4 separate regions of the Homo sapiens genome follow, and all the other regions are linked to region 1. The links are chromatin loops, found by intact Hi-C in ENCODE. Cell type or tissue: sigmoid colon. All regions are shown on one strand. Region 1 has its middle 21 kb from the start of COL9A2. Region 2 overlaps PPT1 (palmitoyl-protein thioesterase 1). Region 3 overlaps LOC105378671 (a long non-coding RNA gene). Region 4 overlaps LOC105378671 (a long non-coding RNA gene).

Region 1 (8,000 bases):
TTTGGTTATTTTCTCTGGATCTTTTGTTTCTGGGGTTTCTCCCTCAATTTTCAGTCACTGTAACAGCCTGAACTCTATCTTCTGATTTAATTGACAAATTAAGTTCTGAATTTCTGCTCGAATTCTAGCTTTCTGCGCTGTGGAAACTGAAGAATTTTCCCTGGTGGAAAATCCATATAAATGTGGATCATACCCAGTGTGGTTCCCTTATTTGAAACACGGAATCTCCTTCCAGCTTATGCCTGGTTTTCGTCACTTTACAGTGCCTTAATTCAGTTTTTATTTTTTATCATTGCCAAATATTTTTAGCAGAATTTATAGTTGTTATCTATGAGGGAGTTAGTCAGATACAATCTACTCTGCCATTACCAGAACTAGAACTCAGCCCAGTTTAAGAACTAACAAAATTTAGTGAGCACCTTCTTTGTACTAAATATGTACAACATTGGTCAAAATAGATACAGCCCCTAGCTTCACAGAGCTCACACTTAGGGTAGGGGTTCAGATAAGACAGAAGTGTGCTGACAGCTACATTAGAGGAAACTTGTGGGACTATCGGGACCTAAAGTGTAGTGATATCAGCTCTCTAAGAAACATTTTGGGCCAGGCGCGGTGGCTCACGCCTGTAATCCCAGCACTTTGGAAGGCTGAGTTGGGTGGATACCTGAGGTCAGGAGTTCAAGACCAGCCTGGCCAACATGGTGAAACCCCCGTCTCTACTAAAATTACATAAATTAGCTGGGCGTGATAGTGCACACCTGTAATCCTAGCTATTCAGGAGGCCGAGGCAGAGAATCGCTTGAACCTGGGAGGTTGCGGTGAGATGAGATTGCGCCATTGTACTCCAGCCTGAGCAACAAGAGCGAAACTCCGTCTCAAAAAACAAACAAACAAAACCACGTCTTGCTAGAGATCCTATTTGCAGCCTGTCTCAGAGATCCTTAGCTCAAATTTAAAACCTCCTTGATGAGTTTCAAGTGAAGGCTAAGTTTTAAAGGAAAAAATCTTAAGGTTTTTGTTGTTGTTTTGTGTCTTTTTTTTTTTTTTTTTTTTTTAAGAGATAAGGCCCCACTATGTTTCTCAGGCTGGTCTTGAACTCCTGGGTTCATGTGATTCTCCTGCCTTGGCCTCCCAAAATGTGAGGATTACAGGCGTGAGACAGTGTATCAGGCCCTTCTTGAGCTTTTCTTTCACTCCTCTCTTCTTCCTCTTCCTTCTTTTCTCTCTTTTCCCTTTCCTTTCTTCCTCTTTCCCTTTCTTCTTTCCAAAGTATTTACCGAACACTTTCTCTGTTATCTAGGCACTGTTCTGTTTAATATAGAAGGTGCAATTATCCTCAGCAAACTCCTGTTGATCCTTAAAGACACCACATCCAGAAAGTCTCTCCAGGATCAACAAGCTGGATTAACACAGAGAACATGAGTGAAAACTATTTTTATTTTTTTATCCTACAAATATTTGTTGAGGACGTTATGTGTCAGGCCTGTAGTGTGAGAAGATAATTAAATGATGTCATCATGAAGGCAGCAGCTAAGAACTACCATTTATTATTATTATTATTATTATTATTATTATTATTATTATTTTCATTATTTGGAACCAAATCTCACTCTGTTGCCCAGGCTGGAGGGCAATGGCACGATCTCAGCTCACTGCAACCTCGGTCTCCTGGGTTCAAGCGATTCTCTGCCTTAGCTTCCCAAGTAGCTGGGACTACAGGCCTGCACCACTACGCCTGGATAATTTTTGTATTTTTAGTAGAGATGGGGTTTCACCATGTTGGCCAGGCTGGTCTTGAACTCCTGATCTCAGGTGATCCACCCGCCTCGGCCTCCCAAAGTGTTGGGATTAGAAGCGTGAGCCACTGCGCCCGGCCGAGAACTACCACTTATTATTAATGGTGATCATTAATTTTTTTTTTTTGAGACGGTGTCTTGCTTTTGTTGCCCAGGCTGGAGTGCAATGGCACGATCTCGGCTCACTGCAACCTCTGCCTCCCGGGTTCAAGCGATTCTCCTGCCTCAGCCTCCCGAGTATCTGGGACTACAGCTGTGTGCCACCAAGCCCAGCTAATTTTTTGTATTTTTAGTAGTGATGGAGTTTCATCCTGTTAGCCAGGATGATCTGGATCCTCTGACCTCGTGATCTGCCTGCCTCGGCCTCCCAAAGTGCTGGGATTACAAGTGTGAACCTCACCCAGCCTATCTTCAGAACTTCTATCAGATTATTTTGAAGGTGTGTGAACATATTTTTATTTGTTTGTTAAACCTTGAAGGTGGATTGGATTTGAGAAATAGCTACTAGTTGTTCAAGACCAAGTTGGGTGAAAGATAATGGGTCAGAAATTATAATCTGGTAGTCCTCAATTTTCTTTGATTTGCTTATAATGTTTTTTGAGATGGAGTCTCACTCTGTTGCCCAGGCTGGAGTGCAGTGGTGTGATCTCGGCTCACTGCAACCTCTGCCTCCTGGGTTCAAGCAATTCTCCTGCCACAGCCTCCAGAGTAGCTGGAATTACAGGCACCCGCCACCATGCCTGGCTAATTTTTTTGTATTTTTCATAGAGACAGGGTTTCACCATGTTGGCCAGGCTGGTCTCGAACTCCTGAACTCAGGTGATCCTCCCGCCTCAGCCTCCCAAAGTTTTGGGATTACAGGCGTGAGCCACCACGCCCAGCAGTGACTGTTAATTTTGTGTACTGATTTTACGTGTCATCTTGACTGGACTAAGGGATATTAGCTGGTAGAACATTATTTCTGGGTGTGCCTTTGAGGGTGTTTCTGGAAGAGTTAACGTTTGAATCAGTAGACTGAGAGCAAAGAAGATCCACCTTCATCTATGTGAGTGGGCAGCATCCAGTCCATTGAGGGCTTGAATAAAAAGGCAGAGGAAGGGTGAATTCTCTCTGTCCTTGAGCTGGGACATCTATTTTCTCCTCCCCTTGGACATCGGAGCTCCTGGTTCTTGAACCGGTTTCCCTCCCCAACCCCACTCTCAGGCCTTCCACTGGGGACTAAATTACGCTACCGGCTTTCCTGGTTCTCAGCTTGCAGACAGTTTATCATTGGACTTCTTGGCCTTTGTAATCGCATGAGCCAACGCCCGTAATAAATTTCCTCTTACGTTATCTATATATATCCTATTGGTTCTGTTTCTCTGGAGAATCCTGACAAATACAACAATAATGCTTATCATTTAAATATTTATATTATCATAATTATTGTGTTTATAACAATATTTATTAAGCACTTGCTATATGACAGATATTGTATCAGTGTGGTACATGCATTTTGTCTTTAACTCCTCACAACCGCTCAACGAGGTAGGTCCCTTGATTATCCTCATTTTATTTATTTATTTATTTTTAATAGAGAAGAGGTCTCACTATGTTGTCCAGGCTGGTCTTGAACTCCTGGGCTCAAGCGATCCTCCCACCTTGGCCTCCCAAAGTGCTGGGATTACAGGCGTGAGCCACTGTGCTGGGCCTATCCTCATTTTATTTACAAGAAGACTGAAGCTTAGAGGTGTGAAGTGATTTCCCCAAGGACACACACCTGTTTTCCCACAGTTTCTAGCTCTGGATAGGTCTCAGTAACATACATTTTCCCCACTTTCCACTACAGCCACAGCATAGGGTTGTGCATTTTAGGATCTGCACAAAAAGGGAGGACAGAGGAGTGGGGCTGAGACCCAGCCTGGAGATGTTTGCCGCAATATTTTATTTTGCTGGTTCTAGCTTTCTTAGAGAACTCTTAGGATCTTCTGTTTGACTTGAGCCCTGGGCTGCTCCAGTTTACACTCCTCAGATCTCTAAATTTATTTATTTATTTATTTATTTTTTGAGACCAGCTCTGACTGTTGCCCAGGCTGGGGTGCAGTGGCGCCATCTCGACTCAGTGCAACCTCTGCCTCGTGGGTTCAAACCTCAGCTCCTGCCTCAGCCTCCTGAGCAGCTGGGATTATAGATGTGCACCACCACGCCCGGCTAATTTTTGTATTTTTAGTAGAGACGGGGTTTCACCCTGTTGGCCAGGCTGATCTCGAACTCCAGGCCTCATGTGATCCACCTGCCTCTGCCTCCCAAAGTGTTGGGATTACCGGCGTGAGCCACGACGCCCGGCCAAATCTCTAATTTCTAACCTTCCAATCTTCCAGTCGTTTCTTCCCACCTCCGATAGGAAGGAGAGGTGGGCTGCAGGGCAGGAAGAAAAGGCCCAGCTCCCTTCCCCACCAGTTGCTCCTTTAGACCGACTCCAGGTGAGCAGTAAATCAGGCTGGCTGGTGCTCTGGCGGCACCTAGTGGTCCTCTGCGGCAGCACACCATGATGACAGCTTGACAAGACGAATTAAAAGCCCCTTTCTCCAGGAGCTGCTAGCGAGATGAAACGGGCATAGAGGCAGATAAAGCACTGTGGGAACCCAGCGAGGGAGCAGTCGTGGTTTCTGGGGAGTTAGAACTTAGAATTTGGATTCAGCTAGACTTGGATCCTGGTTCTACCACATACTGACTGTGACCTTGGGCAAGTCATTTCATCTCTTTAAGCCTCAGTTTCCTCATTTGTGAGATGGGGAGAATAGTGTCTCTTGATGACCATGAAGTACTTAGCACAGTGCCCAGAACGCTTTGGATATTTGTTTTCGGCAGAAGGGAACTTCGTTTTGTTTGTTTGAGATGTAGTTTCGCTCTTTCGCCCAGGCTGGAGTGCAGTGTCGCAATGTCTGCTCACTGCAACCTCTGCCTTCCGGTTTCAAGCGATTCTTCTGCCTCAGCCTCCCAAGTAGCTGGGAATACAGGCGCCCGCCACCACACCCGGTTAATTGGCAGAAGGAACTTTGTAAGAAAGGCAGGGAGTGGGATGAATGTTCAGAAAACAGAGTAGGTGACAGATGATCCCCCTTCCCTGCTAGAGAAGAGCAAACACAGCTGGTCAGTCCCGTGGAGCAAGTTGGGGCAGGGGCTGAGTCTCTTAATTACAGCACAGTGAGACGACCTAGAACCCCTTCCTGGAAACAGCTGCCCATTCTGGGCTGAGCCAGAGTGCTAAACAGGTTTGCTCACCTGGCCTCTGGCTGCCCTCTTATGCCTGGCAGAAAATACCAACCATCAGCTTCCCACAGGTGCTTCTCTCTCCAGCTAGAACAGAGCAACTCCAAACTCCTCAGAATTGCCAATCCTGACCCTGGTTTCATCTGACCTCCCACTTGTTCCATCTGATTCCTTCCCAGTGCTGGTCCAACACTGATAAGCTTTAGTGTCCGCTTACATGAACTACACTCTCCTGGCTTTCCTCCTACCTCTCCAGCTGTTCTTTCTCAGGCCCCTTGCAGATTTCTTTTCTCTGCACACCCTTACTTAGCACTCTACAAGGTCCTGTCCTATCTTCTTATTCTTTATACTCTTCCTGGGCCATCTTATCCATCGGGTTGACTTTAACTGCTGCCTATATGTTTTCCTGAGTCTCAGACCTGCTTATCCAACTGCTTCTCAGATGTTCCACAGGCACCACCAAACTGACATGTCCCAAATGAAATTATCTTCTTGCCCACAAACCTGTTCCTCTTCCTGTGTGGCCTACACAGCCAGTGGTCCCACCCTCTGCCCTATTGCATAAGCCAAAACTATGGATGTCATCCTGGAGAAGAGACTTCCCTCTCTCCTCCCCGAGAAATATTATCGCCTTGTCCCAGTGACTATACCTCATAGGTGTTTAATCCATCCACCTCTCTCCATCCCCACTGCACCTACCTTATTCAGCATACCATCCTCTTTTGCTTGGGGGTATTGCAACTGCCTCTTATTTTAACTCCTTGCTTCCAGTTTTGCTCCATTGTTTTTCCTCTGTGTTCCTTTCTGGAGGCTCAAGGAGATAACTCATTGCCCAGCCTTTCCCACCTTCTAGAGGCTTCCCACATTTCTTGGTTTCCCCTTCCTCCATCTTCAAAACCAACAAAGTTACATCTTACTGACCATACTATAGTAAAATCTCCCTGTGCTTCTCTCTTCTGTCTTCCCCTTCCACTTTTTTTTTTTTTTTTGATGGAGTTTCACTCTTGTTGCCCAGGCTGAAGTACAATGGTGTGATCTCGCCTCACTGCAACCTCCGCCTCCCAGGTTCAAGTGATTCCCCTGCCTCAGCCTCCTGAGTAGCTGGGATTACAGGTGCTTGCCACCACGTCTGGATAATTTTGTATTTTTAGTAGAGACGGGGTTTCACCGTGTTGGCCAAGCTGGTCTTGAACTCCTGACCTCAAGTGATCTGCCTGCGTCAGCCTCCCAAAGTGCTGGGACTACAGGCATGAGCCACCACGCCCGGCCCCCTTTCCACTTTTAAGGACCTTGTGATTATATTGGGCCTATTAGGTAATGTAGGATAATCTCCCTGTCTCATAATCCTTAATTTAATCAATTCTTCAAAGTCCCTTTTTGCCATGTAATGTAACAGATTCACAGGTTCTGGAGGCATCTTTGGTAGATCATTATTCTGCCTACCACAGACCATTCTCTGGCCCCAGTATTCATACCTGTCTCACGAACAAAATGCATTCACCTTATTCCAAGGTCCCTAAAAATCTCAGCCCATTAAAGTATCAACTCAAAGTTCAAAGTCTCATTTAAATCTCATTAGCTCAAGAGTTTCAGATTTATCATGGATATTATCTAAATTAGGTTTTGGATGAGACTCAGCATAATCTATCCTGGGGCAAAGTTTCTCTCCACCTGTGGACGTGTGAAACTAGAAAATAAGCTTCTGCTTCCAAAATACGATACTGGGTCTAGCATAGGATAACACTAATAGACATTCCCATGTAAAAAGAGAGAAAGGAAGAAATAGAGGAGTCACTAGTCCCAAGCAATTTCAAAATTAAGTTAGACAAACTCCATTAGGTTTCAAAGCCTGGAAATAATACTTTGCAGCTCAAAGCTCTGCCCTCTGGGATCACAGCTCTGTCCTCTTAGTCATTCTTCCTTTTTCATGAAAGGTTCAGCACATGGCTGCAGCTGGGTGGTTTTATCAACTTGTTTCCTGCCTGTAGAATTTGGGGGATCTTATAGCCTTCTTTCATTTCATACCCTCTCTATCCTGTACAGTCCAAGCTCAAGTGTTTCTGCTGGTATAAAATTCTCAAGAACCCCGTGGATCTCTCATGTATGTCACTCCATTAGACAAAATGCTCCTTTGCAGATCTTCGCTTGATAAGCCCGTTTCTATTTCTGTCTTCTGTTGAGGTAGCTGAGGGGATATATGAGTCTCACACTTAATCTCTTCAAAAAACCTCTTATGTGACAGAATACTCTGAACTTTTTTTTTTTTTTGACAGTGTCTTGCTCTATTGCCCAGGCTGGAATTCAGTGGTGCAACCACAGTTCACTGCAGCCTTGACTCTCCAGGCTCAAACAATCCTCCCACCTCAGTCTCCCAAATAGCTGAGACTACAGGCAAGCACCACCTACCCAGCTAATTTTTGTTGTTGTTGTTGTTGTTGTTGTTGTTATCTGTAGAAATGAGGTCTCCCTATGTTTCCTCAAGCTGACCTTGAGCTCCTGGGCTCCAGCGATCCTCCCTTCTCAACCTCCTAAAGTGCTGGGATTACAGGCCTGATACTCTGACCTTTTGATCTTTCTGAGGTATTAGCAAAAGGTTGTCCAGCCACGTTCTTGGCTTTTTCTCTAAAGCACACTTTCCTGACAGTGAATTTCATCATTTTAACGTCTTTTGCATCTGAATAGGCTGAGAATTCCCCCAATCATCAAGTTCTGTTTCATTTTTTGTTAAACATTTCTCTCAAATTATCTGTTTCCTCTCACATTTTACTGTAAGCAGCAAGAAGAAACCAGACCACACCCTTCAACACTGCCTGGAAATCTCCTTAGCTAACTACCCAATTTCATTGTTTTTTTGTTGTTGTTGTTTTCTTTTTGAGACAGGGCCCCACTCTGTCACCCAGGTTGGAGTGCAGTGGCACGATCTCGGCTCACTGCAACCTCCACCTCTGGGGT
Region 2 (8,000 bases), 250 kb before region 1:
AAACAAGGACAAAAGGCCAAAGCCCTCAAGTCCCAGGCCTTACCCTTTAATACAGAAGACAAGACTTGCACCTAGGAAACAGTCTGTCAACAAGACACCTTGTTGAGACAGACTGTTCAGCATAGTACAGAAATTATAAAAGATTCAGGCAAAGGACTCATCAATATTTGCTTCTCCTGTGACACTGGGGTTTATCATACTTATCATGCTGATATGGTTTGGCTGTGTCCTCACCCAAATCTCATCTTGAATTGTAACTCCCACAATTCCCATATGTCATGGGAGGTGACTGAATTACAGGGGTGGGTCTTTCCTGTGCTGTTCTCGTGACAGTGAATAAGTCTCATGAGATCTGATGGTTTCAAAGAGGGGAGTTGGGCCAGATTCTGTGGCTCATGCTTATAATCCCAGCACTTTGGGAGGCCAAGGCGGGCAGATCGCCTGAGGTCAGGAGTTCGAAACCAACCTGGCCAACATGAGGAAACCCCGTCTCTACTAAAAATACAAAAATTAGCCAGGCACGGTGGCATGTGCCTGTAATCCCAGCTACTTGGGAGGCAGAGGGAGGGAGAATCGCTTGAACCTGGGAAGCTGAGGTTGCAGTGAGCCAAGATCACGCCATTGCACTCCAGCCTGGGAGACAGAGCGAGAATCCATCTCAAAAAATAAATAAATAAATAAATAAATAAATAGAAAATAAAATTAAGAGGGGAGTTTCCCTGCCCAAGCTCTCTTCTTTTGTCTACCGTCATGTGAGATGTGCCTTTCGCCTTCCGCCATGATTGTGAGGCTTCCCCAGCCACATGGAACTGTAAGTCCATTATAAACCTCTATTTGCCCAGTCTCGGGTATGTCTTTATCGGTAGCATGAAAACAGACTAATACAGTAAATAAGTACCAGTAGAGTGGGGTGCTGCTGAAAAGTTACCCAAAATGTGGAAGTGACTTTGGAACTGGGTAACAGGCAGAGGCTGGCACAGTTTGGAGGCCTCAGAAGAAGACAGGAAAATGTGGGAAAGCTTGGAACTTTCTAGAGACTTGTTGAATGGCTTTGACCAAAAGCCTGATAGTGATATAGACAATAAGGTCCAGGCTGAGGTAGTCTCAGATGGAGATGAGGAACTTGCTGGGAACTGGAGCAAAGGGGACTCTTTATACTTTCTTTCCAATCTCTCTCCACTTCCTCTTCCCTTCCAGCCCCCACCTCCTCAAAATGGGCACGGTTACCCCAAGGCCTCACATGGGGAAATTCGAACAAACTCTATCCCAGGTTGGCAGGGAGAGAAATCAAAATTTCTACAACATACGCTCCGTAGCCAGAGTGGAAGAGCTGCCCAGAGGCAGTGGTCCTGAAAACGCCACTCGGTGGAGCAGGCTGGCGCTAAAGCCCAACAGAGCCAGCTACGTCAGAGATGGAGCTCTCCCTCCCAGGAGCAGATGAGACTGAAGTTAAAGGAAGCAACAGTCAGAGTGACATTCTAGAATGTGTTTATACATGTATTTGAAACCTTTTAAAGGTTTAGAACTCTGAACATTTATAGAATGCAAAAAAAAAAAAGTTCCTGAGGAAAATTAGAAGTGTTATTTCAGTGAACACACAAATAATAAGGAAGCAAAACAGTCTTATTGCTGCTATGGAGAAAATCTGAGTGGTCTAGATAGAAGACCAAACCAGCCACAACATTCCCTTAAGCCAAAGCCTAATCCAGAGCAACGTCCTAACTCTCTTCAATTCAATGAAGGCTGAGAGAGGTGAGGAAGCTGCAGAAAAAAAGTGTGAAGCTAGCAGAGGTTGGTTTGTAAGGTTCAAGGAAAGAAACCATCTCCATAACACAGGAGTGCAAGATGGGGCAGCAAGTGCTGATGTAGAAGCTGCAGTAAGTTATCCAGGAGATCTAGCTAAGATACTTAATGAAGGTGGCGACCATAAACAACAAATTTTCAGTGTAGGTGAAACAGTCTTAAATTGGAAGAAGATGCCATCTAGGACTTTCACAGCTATAGAGGAGAAGTCAATGCCTGGCTTCAAAACTTCAAAGGACAGGCTGACTCTCTTGTGAGTGCCTCATGGAGCTGATGACTTGAAGCTGAAGCCAATGCTGGGTTACCATTTTTTAAATCCTAGGGCCCTTAAGAACTACGCTAAATTACTCTGCCTGTGCTCTACAAATGGAACACAAAGCCTGGATGACAGCAGATCTGTTTACAGTGTGGTTTGCTGACTATTTTAAGCCCACTGTTGAGACCTATTGCTCAGAAAAAAAGATTCCTTTCAAAACATTACCACGCAGCTGGGCATGGTGGCTCATACCTACAATGCCAGCACTTTGGGAGGCCAAGGTAGGAGGACCATTTGAGGCCAGGAGTTCAAGACTAGCTTGGGCAACATAGCAAGACCCCACCTCTAGAAAAGAAAATTCTTTTTAAAAGTAGCCGAGCATGGCGGTGCATGCCTGTAGTCCTAGCTACTCAGGAGGCTGAAGTGGGAGGATGGCTTGAGTCCAGGAGGTGAAGGCTGCAGTGAGCTGTGATCACACCACTGCACTCTAGTCTGGGCAAGAGAGCACAACCCTGTCTCAAAAACTATTTTTTTTAATTAAAAAAAGTTTAAAAACAAACTCAAAAAACAAACAAATATTACAGCTCATTAAAAAGCACCTGGTCACCCAAGCGCTCTGATGGAGATGTACAAAGAGATTAATGTTGTCTTCATGCCTGCCACAGCACATCCATTCTACAGCCCATGGATCAAGTAGTAATTTCAATTTTCAAGTCTTATTATTTAAGAAATACATTTACAAGGTTGTAGCTGCATAGACAGTGATCCCTTTGATGCATCTGGGCAAAGTAAACGGAAAACCTGATGGAAAGGATTTATCATTCTAGATGCCATTAAGAACATTAACGGGCTGGGTACCATGCACTTTGGGAGGGTGAGGAGGGAAAATCAGTGGAGCCCAGGAGTGTGAGACTAGCCTGGGCAACATAAATGAGATCCTATCTCTACAAAAAAATTAAAAAATTAGTGGGGTGTAGTGGCTCACACCTGTAGTCCCAGCTGCTCAGGACGCTGAGGTGGGAGGATTGCTTGAGCCTGGGAGGTTGAGGCTATGTTGCAGTAAGCTGTAATGGCACCACTGCACTCCAACTTGGGTGACAGAGTGAGACTCTGTCTCAAAAACAAACAAACAAAAATTCATGATTCACGGGAAGAGGTCAAAATATCAGTATTATCAGGAATTTAAAAGAAGTTGATTCCAACCCTCATGAATGGCTGAGGGATTCAAGACTTCAATGAAGGAAGTAACTGCAGATGTGGAAATAGCAGGAGAACTAGAATTAGAAGTGGAACCTGACGATGTGACTGAATTGTTGCAATCTCAAAAAACAGATAAGGAATTGCTTCTTACGGATGAGCAAAACAGTGGCTTCTTGAGATGGAATCTACTCCTGGTGAAGATGCTGTGAACACTGATGAAACGACAACAAAGGATTTAGAATAAATATTACATAAGCTTACATAAAAGCAGCGGCAGGGTTTGAGGATTGACTCCAGTTCTGAAAGATGTTCTATTGTGGCCAAAATGCTACCAAATAGCATCGCATGCTACAAAGAAATCTTTCATGAAAGGAAGAGTCAACTGATACAAAGTTCATCATTGTCTCACTTTAAGAAATTAGCACAGCCACCCCAATGTGGGCAGCAGGCCACCCAGGTGCCGAGGCAAGAGACCGAGGGCATGAGCTGTTCCGGTATAATAAAATATATAAAACAACAAGAGTTATCCTAGACCTAGATCATAAACATGATTATATATGAATACCATTCATCATTAGTTTGTAGCAATTATTCTTTATTCCAATATTATAATAATCCTTGCCCTACAATCATAACCTAGGAAAAGCCAGGCCATACAGAGATAGGAGCTGAAGGGACATGCTCAGAAGTGACCAGAAGACAATAGTGTGAGCCCTCTGTCATGCCCGGACAGGGCCACTAGAGGGCTCCTTGGTCTAGCGGTAATGCCAGCGTCTGGGAAGATGTCCGTTGCCAAGCGGACCGTGGTCTAGTGGTAGCGTCAGTGCCAAGGAAAAACACCCACTACTTAGCAGACTGGGAAAGGGAGTCTCCCTTTCCCCGGGGGAGTTTAGAGAAGCCTCTACTCCTCCACCTCTTGTGGAGGGCGTGACATCAGTCAGGCCCGCCTGCAGTTATCCGGAGGCCCAACCATCTCCCTGTGATGCTGTGCTTCAGTGGTCATGTTCCTAGCCTGCTTTCATGTTCCATCCTGTACACCTGGCTCTGCCTTTTAGATAGCAGTAGCAAAATTAGTGAAAGTACTAAAAGTCTCTGATATGCAGAAATAATGGCCTAAGCTGTCTTTCTCTCTCTCTCTCCCCACCTCGGCTGCCAAACAGGGAAGGGCCCCCTGTCCAGTGGACACGTGACCCATGTGACTTTACCTATCATGGGAGATGGCTCACACTCCTTACCCTGCCCCCCTTGTCTTGTATCCAATAAATATCAGCGCAGCCTGGCATTCGGGGCCGCTACCAGTCTCCACGTCTTGGTGGTAGTGGTCCCCCGGGCCCAGCTGTCTTTTATCTCTTTGTCTTGTGTCTTTATTTCTACAATCTCTCATCTCCGCACACAGGGAGAAAAACCCACCGACCCTGTGGGGCTGGACCCTACATCCCAACCTTCAGCAACCACCACCCTGATCAGTCAGCAGCCATCAACACCGAGGCAAGACCCTCCACCAGCAAAAAGATGACTTGCTGAAGACTCAAATGATTAGCATTTTTTAGCAATAAAGTATTTTCTAATTAAGGCATGTACTTTTTTTAGGCATGATGCTACTGCACACTTAATAGACTTCAGTATAGTGTAAACATAGCTTTTATATGCGCTGGGAAACCAACAACTTTGTGTGACTTGCTGTATTAACAATATTTGCTTTATTGTGGTGGTCTAGAACCAAATCCTCAGTTTCTCTGAGGTATGCCTGTAGTTCGTTACATTACTCTCTAACTTTTTTGAATGGCTGAAAGTCTCTGAGAGAGCCTGAGTAGATGCCTTAATATTTCCAGAAAACCAAGTTGCAAGTTCATCGGCTGAGGGCAAAGACATGGGAAAACTGGACAATTGAGGAAAAGCACTCTGAGATCCACTGAGGGTGGGGTGCAAACTGGGAGCGGGGCCCAGAGCAGACCTGGGGAAGGCAAGTTGCTATGAAAATTAAACAGGATATGTAAAGCTCTAGCTTCCTCTGAGCTGGTACGGGGGAAGACGGAGGCCAAGGCCAGGGCAACACTGAAGCATTCATTGTGGCAGGGAGTGTAGAGGTAGGAGGGTAGAGCGTGGGGCAGGGGATGGCAGGGAGCAAACCGGAGGAAGGAGAAGGCTAGGAAGGGCTGACAGCATCTGCAAAGGCAAAAGGGAACTAGAGGGTAGTTTTACATCCAGGAAGGAGAGAGAGAACTATTATACCATTCCTCGTTGCCCTCACCATGCCAAGCCGGGGGCTTCCCCACCAGTTACTGTGCGTATTAGGATATCACGTTTGCTTTGCTAAGGTTAAGTTATCTGAAGAATGTGGAAGACATCTTTTGGGGTCTCTGCCTCTCTTGCACTCTTCCTGCCCGGCCTACTGGTTTACAGGGAGGTGGGGTATGGTTAGTAAGCACGGTCCCACTTCTCTGGCCACAGCTAATGAGAGCAGAGGGGGAGACCTGACCTGAGCTGGGGCATGGTCCCTTCCTGAAGAATCTGAATCGGGACAAAGAGAGTCTAGCCTCAGACTGAGACAATCTCCTAACAGAAAATTAAACATTTGGAAGCCGTGCGAGGCCACCTTCCATCATGTGGGTGGCAGGGGAAGCTGGTCTGCATGGAGAGAAAGAAGCAGCGACACAGAGAGAGAAGCAACAATGGCACTGGAGAGAGAATACCCTGGCTCCTCATGGCTCCCAATTCTTGATTCTAGGCCCTATGAGGCTTTAGGCACCAACAGAGTATTACTTTCTTTTAAAATTTACTTTGGCTTGATATGGGTTTCTTCTTGCAACCAGAATTAATCCTCCCTAATACCAGGGGCAACCTGGGACAGTATCACAAAGACAAAATGATTTCTCTTTATTACTTTAAGCCTTCACCATCTGCTCTGCTAAAACAGTTCTCACACTCATTCATCTGCTTGCTTGCTTTCAAAAACATGTTGCCATTTTTTATGATCTCTTACCTCCTCTCTCCCTGTTCTCTCTGCCCTTGTGGGTTTATCACTTTTTATTCTTCTGCTACCACTTAATTAAAGTTTAAGGAGGAAGTGAAGATAAACACATCAATCTATAGCTTTTAATCAGTATTTTTTATTTTTATTTTTTGAGACAGAGTCTCACTCTGTCATCTAGGTTGGGGTGCAGTGGTGCGATCTCAGCTCACTGCAACCTCCGCCTTCTGGGTGCAAGCAATTCTCTAGCCTCAGCCTCCGGAGTGGCTGAGACTACAGGTGTGCACCACCACGCCTGCCTAATTTTTGTATTTTTAGTAGAGATGGGGTTTTGCCATGTTGGCCAGGCTGGTCTTGAACTCCAGGCCTCAAGTGATCTGCCTACCAAGGCCTCCCAAAGTGCTGGGATAACAGGCATGAGCCACTGCGCCCCGCCTTAATCAGTATTTAGGTGTCACTTGTCACCCCCCGACGGACTGCTCACTTAGCATCACTAACAGAATTCTGATCGCCAAGGGTTGTTTTGGTTCACACAAAGAAAGAAAAGTATAGGCGTTTTGGAGGCAACTGGGCAAGAGTGAGAATAAAGAGTAAAGGAAGAAGAATGAAGTTTAAATACCATGCAAATCCATGAGAACAGAGAATATGTAGAATATAAATAATTAAGTTGTAATTAGCCACAGCCAATCAAACCAGGCAAAGGGGAAAGCTTGGTGTAGCCTGAGGGTAAAAAAAAGGAGCTAGAGGTACAGAGTATCTTAGTTTTCTATAATAACCATCAGGTGGTACTGCTGACCCAAAACAGCTTTGTGGCTATTTGTGTAGCCAACGAGTGGGAAAAGAAAAGACAGCTATTAGCTGTAGGTGGTTACAACATGAGTCAGTCACAAGGCTGTATCTTGGAAAATGGCTTCAAGAATATACTGTAATAAAAAGTTGTTATTTGACAAGAATGAGACACTTGGAAAACCCACAGGATATTAGTTGATCCCAAACTCCAGCTATCATCAAGAGCACGTCAGACCTACCATCAAAACTTTTTTTTTTTTTTTTTTGAGACGGAGTCTCCCTCTGTTGCCTAGGCTAGAGTGCAGTGGCGCAATCTCGGCTCACTGCAAGCTCCGCCTCCCGGGTTTTTTAAGTGATTCTCCTGCCTCAGCCTCCTGACTAGCTGAGATTACAGGCGTGCGCCACCACGCCCAGTTAATTTTTGCATTTTTAATAGAGACGGGATTTCACCATGTTGGTTAGGCTGGTCTTGAACTCTTGACCTCATGATCCACCTGCCTCCACCTCCCAAAGTGCTGGGATTACAGGCGTGAGCCACCATGCCCGGCCCACAACTTCTAAGGATAAAGCCCAGGAATCCATTTTTAATGAATTTCCCTGTGGTTCTGATATACAATTAAGTTTGGAACCAACTGAACAAGCACATACTACAAAAGTAATTCTGCATCTTTTTTTTTTTAAAAATAGATTTTAACAGAGACAGGGGTCTCACTATGTTGTTCAGACTGGTTGTGAACTTCTGGCTTCAAGCAATCCTCCTGCCTTGGCCTCTCAAAGAGCTGGGATTACAAGTGTGAGCCATTATGCCAGGCTGGCCATGCTAAATACCCAAATACATTTGAGTAGTCAGGGACAGTGATATAGGGAGTAGCTAATGACATAAAGAATCTGTCCTCTAAATACCAACAATAATTCCTTGAGCTTAGTACTTTCTAAAGGCTTTCTGTTTGTTTTTTAAGGATGGAAATTTATTCTGTTATA
Region 3 (8,000 bases), 190 kb before region 1:
CTTCCTTTCTTCCTGAACCAGTAAGATTTTTCACTGCCCTAGTCATGAAATCAGCCATTTCTCTAAGAACTTTTGGTTTCTTTTTAGTGAAGAATGATACTTGGAAGTCAAGATGTAGATGCTAGGTGCACTCATTGCTATGGGTGTGTCGGTCTTGCAAGTCCTTTCAGTAGGACAAGGAAACAAGATATCAACTAGGAAAAATATGTCTGGACACACACACACACAATCATACGTATGATGTACATTCCGAAGTACTGTAGTGGAGTTGGCTCATATGGACTTGCAAAAGCTGCTTGTTAAATATTCAGGAACTTTGCGGGTGGCTGTGAAACTAGTATTATTTCATGCTGGGAGTATTTACACCGTGGAAATCAGCAAATGCTACAAATTAGTGTGTTTTGAAAAACCAAAAAGCCACTATACATATCATAAACACACACATCTACTCTTCTGTCTCTCTTTGTATATCATATATAATATTCACACACACACACACCCTATAGGCTCACACCTCTGACTCTAATTACAGGGTTTGTTCTAGTCTTTCCCCTTTTCATACTTATTGTCTCCAAGAGTAAGAAACCTGGCTCTCACTATTCTCAATATATTTTCTTATTTGCTCAATCTCCTGACCACATGGGCCATCTCCTTGGCCCCATTCTTACTGACCCTGACCTTGAGCTGCAGGCTTTGCCATGACCCTGCCATTCCTGACCATGAGAACCATTTATTTGGCTCTGAACCTAGTTGTCCTGACCTTGTAAGCTACTACCTCAGCCCCAGACCTGCCAGCCCAGATCACCAGAGTCTCCTTGGCCCAGGCTCCACCAGCCCTAAACTCACTTAAACAACTCTTGGCCCCAGCCCTACACATTTTCTTGTTTGTCTATTCTTCCAATTAAAAACGCCCACTTCGTCATTGTTTTTAACTGCCTGATGTTGAGTGGTCAATTTGATTTTTTCACATGGTTGGGTTAAAGACAGGGTTGCCAGATAAAATACAGGATGACCAGTTAAGTTGAATATGGGACATACATACTTATATTTAAAAATTATTTATTGTTTATGTAACTCCAAACTTAACTGGATGCCTTGTGGTTTTATTTGCTAAATCTGGCAATGCTAGTTAGAACTACAAATAAGTGGCCAGGCGCAGTGGCTCACGCCTGTAATCCCAACACTTTAGGAGGCTGAGGTGGGCAGATCACCTGAGGTCAGGAGTTCGAGGCCAGCCTGGCCAACAAGGTGAAATCCTGTCTCCACTAAAAATACAAAAATTAGCTGGGCGTGGTGGCAGGTGCCTGTAACCCCAGCTACTCGGGAGGCTGAGGCAGGAAGAACTGCTTGAACCCGGGAGGTAGAGGTTGCAGTGAGCTGAGATTGTGCCACTGCATTCCAGCCTGGGCAACAGAGCGAGATTCTGTCTCAAAAAAAAAAAAAAAAAAAAAAGAACTACAAGTAAGCATCCTTTAATCCTTCTAATCAGTCCCTGGGTCATCTGAAATACTATACTCAAGTCTGTAACCAAAGACCTCCCTGCACACAATGGGCTCCCAGTGCTTCCTGTACCAAGACCTATTACCTCATACCTCGACAGTCCCACTTTCTGTGCAATAACTTTTCCCCACCCCTGGCCTGCTCAAACTGTTTTTGCTCCCCTCCAAACAACAATCAGAGTTGTAGACAACACAGTTTAGTATACAACTAGAGCATTTGGTTTACTAATTAGCTCTTGTATTTTTATCTTGGAATACTCATAAAAGAGATAAGGCAGCCTCATCAATCCTCCAGGAAGCTTTCCCTTGCTAGATGCCAGTAGTCTCCACACCACAGCATTCTTTTCATTTCTTTCCCATTGTTCTTACCATCTTATATTGCAAACCATCTGTTTAATAGGTTTTGTTATGGACTCATCTACAGGGTAGAATGTTAAGTGTTTGTTTGTTTGTTTGTTTGTTTAAAGGAGGAAAACTCAGAGACAGTAAAGCTACCATACACAAAGCTAACAATACACATACCATATAAAAATTCTGCTTGTATGTAAGTAGAATGCCTCTGAATGGCTGTAGAATAAACTGTTTTCAGTGGTTGCTTTCAACCAAGAGACAGGGGTGGGAGGGAGACTGATTTTTACTATTATTTGTACAGATTTTTTCAAAACCAAATACATATTTTAATTATTCAAGAATATTTAATTTTTTAAGGAGAAATTATATGTTTATGTGTGTGTCTTCCTCATAAGACAGTTAGCTGCTGTTTGAGGTCAGGAACCAGTTCTATTTCAGTTTGTATTCCAAGAGCCCAGCTCTGTGTCCAGGTCAGAGTTATAATATGGGTTCTTACGCTCTTTCTCTGTCTCTCTTATCTTTCCCCACTGATTCATTTCCATTGCTATTGCAGATAGTAGTCAAGTTAAATTAAAATGTATTAAATGGGCCGGGCGCGGTGGCTCACACCTGTAATCCCAGCACTTTGGGAGGCCGAGGTGGGTGGATCACGAGGTCAGGTGATTGAGACCATCTTGGCCAACATGGTGAAACCCCGTCTCTACTAAAAATACAAAAATTAGCCGGGCATGGTGGTGTGCCAGCTACTCAAGTGACTAACGCAGGAGAATCACTTGAACCTGGGAGGTGGAGGTTGCAGTGAGCCGAGATCATGCCACTGCACTCCAGCCTGGGCGACAGAGCGAGACTCTGCCTCAAAAAAAAAAAAAAAAGATATAGAACATTTCTTTCACCCCCAAAAGATTCCATTTGCCCCTTATCCATCAATTTCTACCTCACTTCTACCTCTGGCCACTGGCAACCACATAATAATTACTTTACCATTTATGAATGGATTTTAAATAGATTTAACTATACACATTTAATTTATTAATAGGATAATTTTATTACAAAACGAAAAAAGCAAAAGACTGCCTACAAGAAAGTGCATATTTGATCACATTTTTGCTCCATTTTTTTCCTGACTCTTTATTATTAGAGAATAAATTTAGCATGTAGTGTAAGAAAGGAAAGTGGAGAGGCTGCCTTACCTTCAACAATAATAGCAGTTGTCATTTATTGAGCAATTGTTATGTATCAGGTACCATATTAGCATGTTACATGACTCTTTTCTCATTTGATCCTCACAACAACCCTGAAAGGCAGGTACTTATTATTAAGGATGCTCCATTTTACATGTGACTCTGAAATACCCCTGACCTCAGCTATGGTTAACACAAATGGACTTCACCTTTAGCAATATTCTAAATCTCCGAGCTCTGGATAACCCACCACATGCTTAAGTAGCAACAAAGGCAGGCTTTGCAAACCAAGTCCCCTCCTTGATTCTCAGAAATCATTAAAACTCCCACTGCCACTGCTGCTCGAGGACTGCTGACCTTGTCAATGTCTGAGCTGCCTTCTCCAAGACCTCTTAACTTTTTGTCTGTGTCCCAACTCCTGCAGGGCTGATCTGGAGTCAACTCCTGCAGGGCTGATCTGGGGCCAACCCCTGCAGGGCTGATTTGGGGCCAACTCCCACAGGGCTGATCTGGAGCCAACTCCCACAGGGCTGATCTGGAGCCCTCCTCTCCCTCAGGTGCGTCTGAGTAGCTCACAAAGATCCTCAAACATTCCTAGGGTTTGGAGTCTGTTGTCCCAGAAACAGAAGTCCTCTAGGGGGCAGTGTGAATCAACTCATTGGGCCAACCTAATAAAGTACCTCCGCGCGAGTTAAAATTCTATTACACTTAAAGATGAACCCTGTGGCTCAGAGAGGTTAACGAACTTGGTCAAATCACCAGCTAGTCAGCAGCAGGACTAGGATTCAATCTCAGCCTGTCTGCCTCCAGAATGACTTCTTTTCATTCTGTTGAGCTATCTTCCTAACCATTCATTAGCTTAGAGGGAAAAGGACACAGCCAGTAAACAGCAATTAAATAATTGCAGAGCAACTATTCTGTGCCAGGCACTAATCTATGAAGTGAACAAAAGAGAAAAGATGTCACTTGGGAGAAATGGTGTTCTTTGGGGAAAGCCAGGTCTAAGTTAAAGCAGAGAAGAGATCGAGAATATAGGATTTTGTTGATGACAGACCATGAGTTCTATGCACTATAACCCATTCAATCACTTATGCATTCAGCAAATATTCATGTTTTTTACATCCTTGCACTGTGCTAGGCACTGAAAAATAGAGTGGGGAGCAAATAGACATGAATACTGCAAGTTTACAGTCTAGTGGAGGATTAAACAAATAAATTAATATTTAAATGTATAATTACATATTTTGGTAAGTGCTATGAAGGAAAAAAAGAACAGGATGCTAGAAGAGAGAAAATTAAGGGCCTTACTTTAAGAGATCAACCCTGAAGATTGAGAAGAAGCTGGACAAGTGAAGAATGTTCCAGATAGAGGGAAGAACAAGTACAGAGGCCCTGAAGTGAGAAAAAGTTTAGGGTTTGCTGAAGGTTAATGTAACTGGGGGCCTCTGCCATGACTGGATGATATGCCCCGTTAATTGTATTTAGTACACATAGAAGGGAGTTTCCAAGAAAAGGTGACAAATTGAGCAGACACAAAGGCAGGAAAATTATATGTTGGGGGGTGGGGTAGCAACATGTATGGGGTGCTAACAAGAAATTCTGGTGCTTTTAGGAATAGCAGGTGATAAGGCCAGGTGGTAGAACCTAATAGGCAGGCTGAAGATTTCGATTCTATTTGAAGCAAGAAGGGACTGAACAATCTTAAACAATGGAGTCAAATTTAGGAAGATGAATCTCGGGGAGCAAGGGGATGAACTAGAAGCAGGAATGCCTGTTGGGAAGCCCTTGCAATCATTCAAGCAAGAGCAAAGTAGGGCATGTCTAACGGTAGTGGTACGATGAAGGAACTGCCCCTCCCTTAAATCCAACAAATATAAAATCTCCCAAAGGGCAGAGGAAAGAAGGATTCTCCAGGGAGACTTTGGCAGGAGGGGAAAGTCTGAAATAGCATCTGTGAGATTTTTGGATTCCCATCTCCTTTGGGGGTTCTCTACCTTTGGGCCCCTAACCCTTCATCAAAATGGGAGCAACAAAGCCTCCCAGAAGGGAATGCTGAGCCCCTGGGAAAGGAACAAAATGTTCCCAGGGTCCCAGGGAGGTGATGGCAGCAAGTCCAGCCATGGGAAATGATAATCAAAATCAGCTTCTGAAGCACATCCTCTCCCTCACCTGGAAGCCACTCTCACTCTTCAAATGCTTCTCATTTGAAGACCTTTAGAGGACATTATTTTGTGTTATCTATATACTCTCATTCCCCAGGCATGGAGAAGTAGAAATGGGTAAGAGAAAATATGGGAGAAAGTTTCCTGAGCACAAATTAATAGGACTTAGAATCTAACCTGATTAGATTTGGGGGGTAGAGAAAGAAAGGATAAAAAATAACCGTGGGAGAAGCTAGGGTGTTGGAACAATGGTGGTTTAAGATCTTCTCATTCCCTTTACACCAATTGTACCCTCCCTAAGCAAACTTCCGGTGTTAATTTTGCTTCCCAAGCTGACTTTTCTGTAGAGATACCATTATATTTCTTAAGGTAAATTAGTAATTTGGGCTCTTGTGCCTTAATCACAACCTAGGTGAAATGATAGAATCAAGTTATTGAATTTGCAAATCAGAAATCCTAGCCTAATCAATCAGCTCCTTTGATGATCCACAGTATGGGTCTGTCCTCTTGATCATTTTGTCACTCACAGGACAAAGTCGTGAAAATAGATGGCATCCATGGTCAGTAGGTGTGGAGGGACTACAGTAAAGGAAACTAAAGTTATCCTCTGAAGCTGAACCTTATAGGAGTAATACTAGTGACACTGAGTGCTTACTGTGCATCTGGCCTCATTCTCCGCTCTTTGGATAAATCTCATTAGGACCCACAACTATGAGAATTATGAGACACATGCTGTTACAATGTCCACCTTAAGATGAGGAACCCAAGGCTCAATGAAATTAAATGATCTAAAGGCACACAACGAATAAGCAGTCGGAGCTGGGATCCAAACCTGACAAACCTGACCCTAGAGCCCTCTGGGTTTTACCCATAATGAGAAAAATTTACCTTGACCATAGTAGTTGTCCACAATGTTCCATGAATCTAAACAGATGGATCTTAAAAATGTAACCACTCTAACTCATCGTTTGTGTCTTACTCATGATGTATTGAGAGATATCTAGGTTCACTCAAGCCGGTGGTTGGGTTGGGGGGTATGGGGGGGACCTGGGAGTATCCATAGAACTGGAATATGATAAAGAAAGTTGCAATTAAATTAACTGTATTATAACTTCTGAGGGAGAAAAGAATATAAAACCCAGGACTTGTTTTTTTTCATGATGTATTTTTAGCCTCTAGGACAGTACCTGAAACATGGTAGACTTTCAGTGAATATTTGTTGAGTAAATGAATGATGCCACTCAACACTGTCCTGCAATCTTCCTGCACATATCTAGAATGCATTCTTTTTTTCTCACTCTAAAACAACTCTAACAAAGTTTTTACTGTCTCCTCAAAGGCTCAACATTGCCTTTCTCTACCACCTCAGCTTTCTCTCACAAGTCATGGAGCAAAAAGAAGCACTCAGGCAATGACTCCCAAATCTCCCACTGCCAAATCTATACACCTACTTGCATCTGTACCCATACTCTCCAGATTCCCTCCTTTTGAAATAAAAATACATATCTAATTTCTATTGCAGATCAAACTTCTTGTATTCTGGATGCCATGCCCTCTTGCCTTCTCAAGGACTTTTCTCCTGCAATCCCCCCACCCTGTTTTCTACATTAAATTTTCTCCTATTTTCCTGTATCATTTCCATACACATGCAACCATGCTCTAGAATCTCCTGTTGACATGGTTTGGCTGTGTCCCCACCCAAATCTCATCTTGAATTGTAATTCCCACGCGTTGTGGGAGGTACCTGTGGGAGGTAACTGAATCATGGGGGCAGATCTTTCCTGTGCTGCTCTCATGATAGTGAGTAAGTCTCACAGGATCTGATGGTTTTATAAAGGGGTGCTCCCCTACACAAACTCTCTGCCTGCCACCATGTAAGACACGACTTTGTTTCTTTTTGGCCTTCTGCTGTGATTGTGAGGCTTCTCCAGCCGTGTGGAAGTATGAGTCAATTAAACCTCTTTCCTTTATGAATTACCCAGTCTCGGTTATGTCTTTATTACAGGCATGAGAACATACTAATAAACTTATCTTTAAGAATTCCTTCCAAAACCTCATATCCCCTTAATAGCACAGCCCCGGTTTTATTCTCCTCTTTCTCAGAAAAACTTCTGAAGAGGGTAATTGCCCTGCTCTTTTTACTTTCATATCTCACATTAATTCTTCAATCTTCTTCAGACAGGATTCCATACCAGAGATCTACAGAAACTTCTCTAGTTGAGGTTACCAACCAATACTCATGATGTCACATCAAATGGACATTTGTGTGTCCTCACCTTACCCAAACTCTTGTCAGCAGCCTACAAAGCTGACCATTCAGCTTCTTCCTGCCGCTTTCTTCTTTTGTCTTGAGGAATATCACACTCTTGGTTTTCCCTCTGTCTGTTCAGTGGGTTCTGAACATTCTTTGATGGCTGGATCCTACTCCTCTGACATCTTAGTGTTGGCAAGATCTTGGACCCTCCTCCTTCTTTCTGTTTTGAGGTTGCAGACCGTTGGCTCATCAGTCACACTGGACTCACAGGTGGGTATTATTTGGCCTGCAGTTTTCAAAATAGGAAATCGTGTTAAAAAACAAAATCAAATAAAAGAAAAACGACAACAACAAAACCAAAACTGAACTTCCAATTTATCTTGGAGAATTAGCAGACCTAGTAAAATGAGTTCTGTATTCTCATATGGCAATAATTTTCTGGAGCTGAGTACCTGCTTCTTGGGTCATTTCTTAATCAACTCATTCTTTCCAAACATCTTATACCCAGCCTGTGTCATTCATTTAGGTGAGCTGACAAAGGCTAGTAGGAATA
Region 4 (8,000 bases), 180 kb before region 1:
ATCCCAGCTACTCGGGAGGCTGAGGCAGAAGAATCGCTTGAACCCGAGAGGCAGAGGTTGCAGTGAGCTGAGATGGTGCCACTGCCCTCCAGCCTGGGCGACAGAGCAAGACTCTGTCTCAAAAAAAAAAAAAAAAAAATCTTTTCTTCTTCCCACAAAAAATAAAAAAGAAGAATCTTTTCTTCTTCCCATAAAATGATTAATGTAGCTATTGTGTGGACAATTGACTCCAGGAGGGCCAGAATAGAAATAGCTAGTCCCCTAAAAAGGTTACTCCTTAAGTTTAGATGGGAGATATTAATGAATAAAACTAGGGTGATATAGCTGGAGGAAGTGAAAAAAAAAAAAGGTCAGCTTGGGAATATATTTTCAGTCAAGGGCCTGAATTGGATATGGTGAAACCCTGTCTCTACTAAAAATACAAAAATTAGCCGGGTGTGGTGGCACATGCCTGTAATTCCAGCTACTTGGGAGGCTGAGGCAGAGGAAGGAGAATATATATATATATATGGACCCCCCCTTTCTCTATTACAGAGATAAGAAGACTATGTTAGCAGAGTATTTTTGTTTTTTTTTTTTTTGACATGGAGTTTCACTCTTGTTGCCCAGGCTGGAGTGCAATGGCGCGATCTCGGCTCACAGCAACCTCCGCCTCCCGGGTTCAAGCCATTCTCCTGCCTCAGCCTCCGGAGTAGCTGGGATTACAGGAATGCACCACCACACCAGGCTAATTTTTTGTACTTTTAGTAGAGATGGGGTTTCTCCATGTTGGTCAGGCTGGTCTTGAACTCCGGACCTCAGGTGATCCGCCCGCCTCGGCCTCCCAAAGTGCTGGGATTACAGGCATGAGCCACTGCGCCCAGCCGTTAGCAGAGTATTGAAATAATTTAGGTCACAGCATTTTGGGAACACTAATCCTGAGTGCTGGGAGTTCATATTAATAGAGATGAATAAAAACCTATCAGCTCGTATTGGTCAGATAGCTGGAGACAATGCAAGAAGCATTGCAGCTCACCAAAAATGTTTGACCTCCTTAGCCCAGGTAATACTAGATAACAGAATTGCCTTTGACTATGTATTGGCTGAAAAAGGAGGAGTCTGTGCAGTAGCACACATCACTTGTTGTATCTATGTTAATACCTCTAGAGAAGTGCAGACTCAATTTAAAAGAATAACTTGGTTGGGCGTGGTGGCTCACACCTGTAATCCTAGCACTTTGGGAGGCCAAGGTGAGCACATCACTTGAGGTCAGGAGTTTGAGACCAGCCTGGCCAACATGGTGAAACCCTATCTCTACTAAAACTACACAAATTAGCTGGGCATGGTGGTGGGCGCCGGTAATCCCAGCTGCTCAACAGGCTGAGGCAGGAGAATCACTTGAGCCTGGGAGGCGGAGGTTGTAGTGAGCCGAGATTGTACCACTGCACTCCAGCTTGGGCAACAGAGCAAGACTCCATCGAAAAAAAAAAAAAAAGCCAGGCACGGTGGTTGAAACCATGGGGCAGATGTTGCAGTGAGCCAAGATTGCGCTACTGCACTCCAGCCTGGGGGACAGAGTGAGACTCCATCTCAAAAATAAATAAATAAATAAAACTCAAAAGACTAATGGTTATAAGATGTTAGAAAATGGATTCTCTAGGCTGGCACAGTGGTTCACGCCGGTAATCCCAGCACTTTGGGAGGCCAAGGTAGGTGGATCACCTGAGGCCAGGAGTTCAAGACCAGTCTGGCCAAAGTGGCAAGACCCCATCTCTACTAAAAACGCAGAAATTAGCTGGTCGTGATGGCACACCCCTGTAGTCCCAGCTACTCAGGAGGCTGAGGCAGGAGAATCACTTGAACCCAGGAGGCGAAGGTTGCAGTGAGCCAAGATCATGCCACTGCACTCCCGCCTGGGTGACAGAGTAAGACTCTGTCTCAAAAAAAAAAAAAAAAAAAGAAAGAAAAGAAAAGAAAGAAAGAAAGAAAAGAAAATGGATTCTCTAAATGACTTGTTTAGTTGGTTACCCTCAGGGCTAAGTTCATTTTTTCGTTCTGGTCTTCAAGTAATTGTTATTATAATCATAAGTACAGTTTCCATTTTCCTAGTTATCAAATTACTCATGATTCGTGTTTCAGCTTGCTTGTGATCAATGACTAAAACTAGAATAATAATTGCTTAAAAAGTTGCCTTAATTGAAAATAAGTCACACAACCAGAATCAGACCACTAAGTTATACTTTCCTTCTGTTGTTCATAATTAGGCTTTGGCTTCTTTCGGCTTATGAATTAAACATTTCCCCTCTCTGTGGGGCATGACTCTCTAGGAATGAGACTTCCTAGTGATGTGAGATATAACTACTCTCTAACAAATGCTTCTTCCGTAATGCTTTCTTCAAAGATCTTGAAGAAAAGGGGAAAATGTGAAAGAAAAGGAATAGTCTGTCTATTTGGGGCTTCTAAAAGCTTAGGTTTTGTGGAAGATTGACTTTGGAGACCAAGTCACAGAGCATGACCTCTTAATCTTGACTTTTTATTATAGATTAATTTCCTTTCTTATTTTCTTGTACCTGACTCAGATGGTACCTGAGATACAAGACTCCTTGACTGAGTCTATATAAGTCTCCTTGACTGATTCTTGACTGAGATATAAGACTCCTTAGGCCGGGCGCGTGGCTCATGCCTGTAATGTTGGTCAGGCTGGTCTCGAGCTCCTGACCTCAAGTGATCCACCCACCTTGGCCTTGCAAAGGTCTGGGATTATAGGCATGAGCCACCAAGCTCCGCCTTTAGCTTTACTTTTTGATGTTAACATGTGAACTAGTTAGTATAAATTAGAAAAAAAACAACAGGATCATAAGCTTGAATATTCCATTCAAATTGTCTGGTAAAATGAGTAGGGTCCAGGTGAGAGTCAGGGAATTCTTTAACTATGCCTTTAGATTTCACCTTGGTTCATAAACCAAGGTAGGTTCTCCCCTACCAGACACCAGCTACTCACAAAATGGAGCCAGAACAATGGGAGTAGAAGTGGGAGGAGGAAGAAAAAGTAGTTGAGATAATGAAGGATAAAGAGAAGGAGGAGTTGAGGAGGAGAAATTTCAGCAGCTTTTTTATTTCAGAAATTGTTTCAGAGAATCTTTTGTTTTCTTTCTGTAAAGAAAGAACTTTATCAAAACCTCTTTTGGAAGCCTCTAAATGCCATTGAAAATAACTTTTCCAATTGCTCTGTTTTATTTTAGAGCCAGCTTATTCTAATTGAGCATATAAGTAAACTAGATTAGGCATTTCAAAGGCACACCATTTTGGCCATTATAATTTGGAGTCATTGTGAGTTATTCACGAGCAGTTTTCTAAATACTTACCTGAAAAGGCATCATGTCATATGTGTTAACTATAAATCCAGCTGGAGTTTCTAATAGTGGGTCTCTCTTAAGGAGGAAGGTTCAGTTTTAGATGCACAGTTGCCCATAGTGCATCAAAAGACTTAGGGAAAGTTGTTTTGAGATCAAGAAAGTTGTTTTGAGATCCCTAAGACCAAAAGACTTAGTGAAAGTTGTTTTGAGATCGAGTGTGCTGCTTGCGAAAATAGCTCCTCAAGGTGTCACTCTTGAGTCAGTTCTTCTCACATACAAATCTCAATGATACCAACAAACTTGGATGCTTAAGATACAGGGTAATCAATCCTTTATGTGTGCTCACCAGATTAAGCAAGGTTTCCTTTAAATTCTACTTAAGGGATTTCCTGTGAGACTGTTACTTATCAGGAGTGATTAACTCAGATACTCACACTAGACCTTAGTTGCTTAAGGTGACTTTTAGCTGGGAGAAACAGTGTCTATTATCTTCAGGACTTATTTCATCCTTATACAGAGTATTTCATAATTTTGGTCACTCAAGAAGCAAGCTTGAATTTGTCAATTGAACCAAGCCTCAGAACCTGGCTAGCTTTAAATATTATAACATTTTTGCTTAAACCACAAAGATTTACTTCCTCTTTTTAAAAATAAACTGTTTTTCACCTTATCAACATTTTGAATGAGAGAAAAAGTTGTAAAAACTCTAAGGAGTAATTCAAAACAAAAACCTTAACCTCACAGAAAAGTGAAAGTCACAATTTTTTTTTTTTTTGAGACATAGTCTTGCTCTGTCACCCAGGCTGGAATACAGTAGTGTGATCTCGGCTCACTGCAACCTCTGCCTCTTGGGTTTAAGTGATTCTCCTGCTTCAGCCTCCTGAGTAGCTGGCACTACAGGCATGTGCCACCACGCCCAGTTAATTTTTGTGTTTTTAGTAGAAACGGGGTTTCACCATGTTGGCCAGGCTGGTCTCGAACTCCCAACCTCAAGTGATCCACCCACCTCGGCCTCCCAAAGTGCTGAGATTACAGGTGTGAGCCACTGCACCCGACTGAAAGTCACAAATCTATGATCAGCAGAATCTCTACAGAATAACAAATGAAACTCCTATCTTGCAGCAGAGCTTTAATTCTTACTTCCTCCAGTTAGAAGTGTATAGCTGGAATAAAGTCTGAATCCTCATCAAAGCCAAGAGGACTACAACCTGAGAGGAGCCTTACCAGGGATCCCCATTAGTTCTTTTGAGGGTGGATGAACAAAAGTTGTTCATGCTGGTACCAAGATTTTGGCTGTTAGTGAAATGACAGGAATCACTGGAATGAAGGTTTGCCTTAGGTCCCTTCATGGTCGCCAAAATGTCAACCTTAATAATGAAATTCAGGCAACAGTATTAAATATTGAGTTTATTCGAGTGTAAATTTGAGGGTGGCCATCTGAGAGGATATAGACTCCAAAAAGATGGGGTCAGTGCTCTGAAATGGAGAGGTTTGAGGGTGCTTAAATAGGTAAAGTCTGGGGAAGCTTACCAGGATTTCAACATTTTGCATACAAGATTAATGCATAGATACAGCAATTTGATTGATTATATGCAGTGTTTCTTTTGGGGGAAGGGTATATTTCACATTTCACATTAAGGATGTAATAGTCAAGGGGTCTTTTTTTCTTGTTTGAGCCAAGTAAAAGAAAATAGGAAGGAAGTTAATCTATAACAAAAGGCCGCCACGCACAGTGGCTCACGCTTGTAATCCCAGGGCTTTGAAAGGCTGAGATGGACAGATCATTTGAGTCCAGGAGTTTGAGACCAGCAACCCCATCTCTATAAAAAATGCAAAAATTAGCTTGGTGTGGTGGCATGTGCCTGTAGTTCCAGCTACTTGAGGGGCTGAGGCAGAAGGATCTCTTGAACCAAGAAGTTGAGGTTGCAGTGAGCTGAGATCACTGCACTCCAGACTGGGTGACAAAGTAAGACCTTGTGTCAAAAAAAACAAAAACAAAAAAACAAAAATGCCAGTAAACAAGAGGTCATGCTTTGTGACTCAGTCTCCAAAGTCAACCTTGCTTAGGGCCTAACAACTTTTAGAAGCTCAAAATAGACTATTTTCTTTCACAATTTTAAATTAAAATTAAGTAAATAATGCTAGAATTGTAAATTTCATTTAAAAAACAATTCAGTCTTATTAAATATTTTTGTACAAATAGTTATTCCCAATGCTAATATTCATTGTCTATTTATGATTATGTAAATGTTCAGTCTTACTCTCTACTCATGTTACATCTAGACAGATACATGTATATATCAGTGTATACGCATATGTGTGTATGGAGACAATTAAAAAAAGGAACATCTGCCACTACCAAGAAACAATACATGGTTATGCAAGAAAATGCATTTATGCTATCTAAGAGGAAGAGTATGACAAGCTAATTTGTGTTTTCTCTTACCCAAGTGCTTCTGTAGCTCGAACACACTCTACGTAGCATTTCAAAAACAGTGTGCCTATTTCTCTTAAGTAGCACAACCCAAAACCTTCAAGACATTAGGATGCAGTTGTCTTTCATTTTTTTAATGGTGGTAAAATATGCATAAGGTAAAGCTTATCATTTTATCCATTTTTAAGTGTATAGTTCAGTGGCATTAAGTACATTCACATTGTTGTGCAAGCATCACCACCCTCCATCACCGTAACTTTTTCATCTTCCCAAACTGAAATTCTACATCCATTAAACAATAACTCTGCTGGCCTCTCTCTCCCCCAGCCCCTGGCAACCACCATTATTCTTTCTTACTCTATGAATTTGACTACTCTATATACCTCATATAAGTGGACTCATACAACATTTGTCTTTTTATGATGCTTGTTTCACTTAGCATAATCAACATTTATCCATGTTGTAGCACGTGTCAGAATTTCCTCCCTCCCCCTGTTTTTTCAGGAATGAATTTCTTTCCTTTTTAAGGTTGAATAACATTCCATTGCATGTCTATACCACATTCATTTATTTATTCATTCATTCATGGACATTTGGGTCATTTTTATCGTTTGGTTATTATGAATAACAGTGTTGTGAACACAAATGTACAAATATTTGTTCATGTCTCTGGTTTCAATTCTTTTGGTGCCTTTCAGCTTTGAGTATATGGAGCAAGAGACGTGATAAAGAGGTTCCCTAAAGCCTGAATAGTAGTGGTAAAGAAAGCAAATATTTATCCGGGTGTGGTGATGCACACCTGCAATCCCAGATACTCAGGAGACTGAGGCAGAAGAATCTCTTGAACCCAGGAGGCAGAAATTCTAGTGAGTTGAGATCACCCCACTGCACTCCAGTCTAGTGACAAAGGGGAAACTCCGTCAAAAAAAAAAAAAAAGAAGAAGAAGAAGAAAGAAGGAAAGAAAGAAAGAAACAAAGAAACAAAGGAAGAAAGAAAAGAATAGAAATGGAAAAAAGCTAGGCTTGTTGTTGCATTTCTGTAGTCTCAGCTACTCAAGAGACTGACGTGAGAGGCTTGCTTGAGTCCAGGAAGGCCAAGGCTGCAGTGAGCTGTGATCATACCACTGCATTTCAGCATGGGTGACAGAGTGAGACCCTGCCTCAAGAAAGCAAATATTTAAGATTGTACTTGTGCTGAGTGCTGGATTTCAAATGATAGGGGTGCCCATGTGTTCTTTAATATAGTTACTGTGTGTGTGTGTGTGTGTGTGCATGTGTGTGTGTGTAAGAAAGAGAGAGAGAGGTTTGTGTAGTCCTCTAAAGTGTGGGACCCAGGGCAGGGCCCTTGTTGCCTGGACTTAGGGTGGTATTGTCATAAGCACATACATGTATTAGAACTGGGTGAGTGTAGCAGTGAGTGTAGATAGAAAAGAAGTTGACAGACTATGCCTGGGACACTTAGAAATCACAAAGAAAAGAGAGAATAAAAGAAAAGAAATCAAGAAAAAAAACACCAGGAGAATGTGCAGACTTGGAATCCAAGTGAAATTAAATGTTGGGGAATTATCGACAATGCCAAATACTGCTAAGAGATTGACTAAACAAGGACTGATAATTCACCTTTGGACACACACAAAAGTAGAACTCACTGGTGGTGTTAAAATGAGCTGTTTCATTGACTGGTGGGGATAAAACCTGACTGAGAAGAGTTCAAGTAAGAATGAGAAGAGGGTAAGTAGAAACAGAAGGTCTGGCCAGCTCTTTAGAGAAGTTTTTCTATAAAAGGAAGCAAAGAAGTGGGATGGAAGCTAGATGAAGATGTGGTGGAGTCACTAGAGATTTATTTTTCTTTTTGCCTAACAGAGGTGGAACAGCTGATGGCCCCACATCTTCAGCTGAAGCTCCACAGTCACACATACAAGTGCCTATCTGGCATCTCCATTTAAATGTCTCATAGGAACTCACAGGAAAATCAAACTTAACCTGTTCCAAATAGAACTCTTGATTCTCCCTCACTCTATCCCCAGTCTGTTCTTTCCTAAGCCTTCCTTTTCTCAATAAACATCATTGCCCACCATTCAAACCAAAAGCCATGTAGCCATTCCAGATTATTTCAATTTCCTCAAAAACAGTGCATCAGCCTGTTAGTTCTACTTCCAAAATACATCTCTAACTTGATCATCTGGAGTACTACAATAGGTTCCCTGCTTTCATTCTCGCCTCTCACCACC

What was found. Peaks named below come from ENCODE experiments on the same cell type or tissue, not always from the same donor. Only the 100,000 strongest peaks of a DNase experiment are listed, where the experiment ranks them.
Region 2: it touches region 1 in a loop (3-fold over the local background); 45 of 110 quality-filtered maps call a loop at or near these places.
Region 3: it touches region 1 in a loop (5-fold over the local background); 100 of 110 quality-filtered maps call a loop at or near these places.
Region 4: it touches region 1 in a loop (11-fold over the local background); 99 of 110 quality-filtered maps call a loop at or near these places.

What each region holds. Positions count from the first base shown.
Region 1 is chr1:40,334,591-40,342,590 of GRCh38, forward strand. No RefSeq gene overlaps it. Among named protein-coding and RNA genes, the nearest start is that of COL9A2, 21 kb to the left of the region's middle. In sigmoid colon, a CTCF peak has its summit at 4,318 (motif pointing left); a DNase peak (open chromatin) is centred at 4,301; H3K27ac peaks cover 1,714 bases.
Region 2 is chr1:40,080,877-40,088,876 of GRCh38, forward strand. The region is part of intron 5 of PPT1 (palmitoyl-protein thioesterase 1); the gene reads right to left. Among named protein-coding and RNA genes, the nearest start is that of PPT1, 12 kb to the right of the region's middle. RefSeq lists an enhancer at 3,821-4,115. In sigmoid colon, a CTCF peak has its summit at 3,995 (motif pointing right); a DNase peak (open chromatin) is centred at 4,035.
Region 3 is chr1:40,140,519-40,148,518 of GRCh38, forward strand. It overlaps LOC105378671 (a long non-coding RNA gene), which reads right to left. Exons shown (of 3, transcript XR_947232.3): 3 at 7,183-7,733. Among named protein-coding and RNA genes, the nearest start is that of RLF, 17 kb to the right of the region's middle. RefSeq lists an enhancer at 3,460-3,559. In sigmoid colon, a CTCF peak has its summit at 3,677 (motif pointing right); a DNase peak (open chromatin) is centred at 3,663; H3K27me3 peaks cover 1,300 bases.
Region 4 is chr1:40,149,627-40,157,626 of GRCh38, forward strand. The region is part of intron 2 of LOC105378671 (a long non-coding RNA gene); the gene reads right to left. Among named protein-coding and RNA genes, the nearest start is that of RLF, 7.8 kb to the right of the region's middle. RefSeq lists an enhancer at 3,829-3,888 and a silencer at 4,089-4,228. In sigmoid colon, CTCF peaks have their summits at 3,539 and 3,739; no DNase peak of the experiment used is centred here.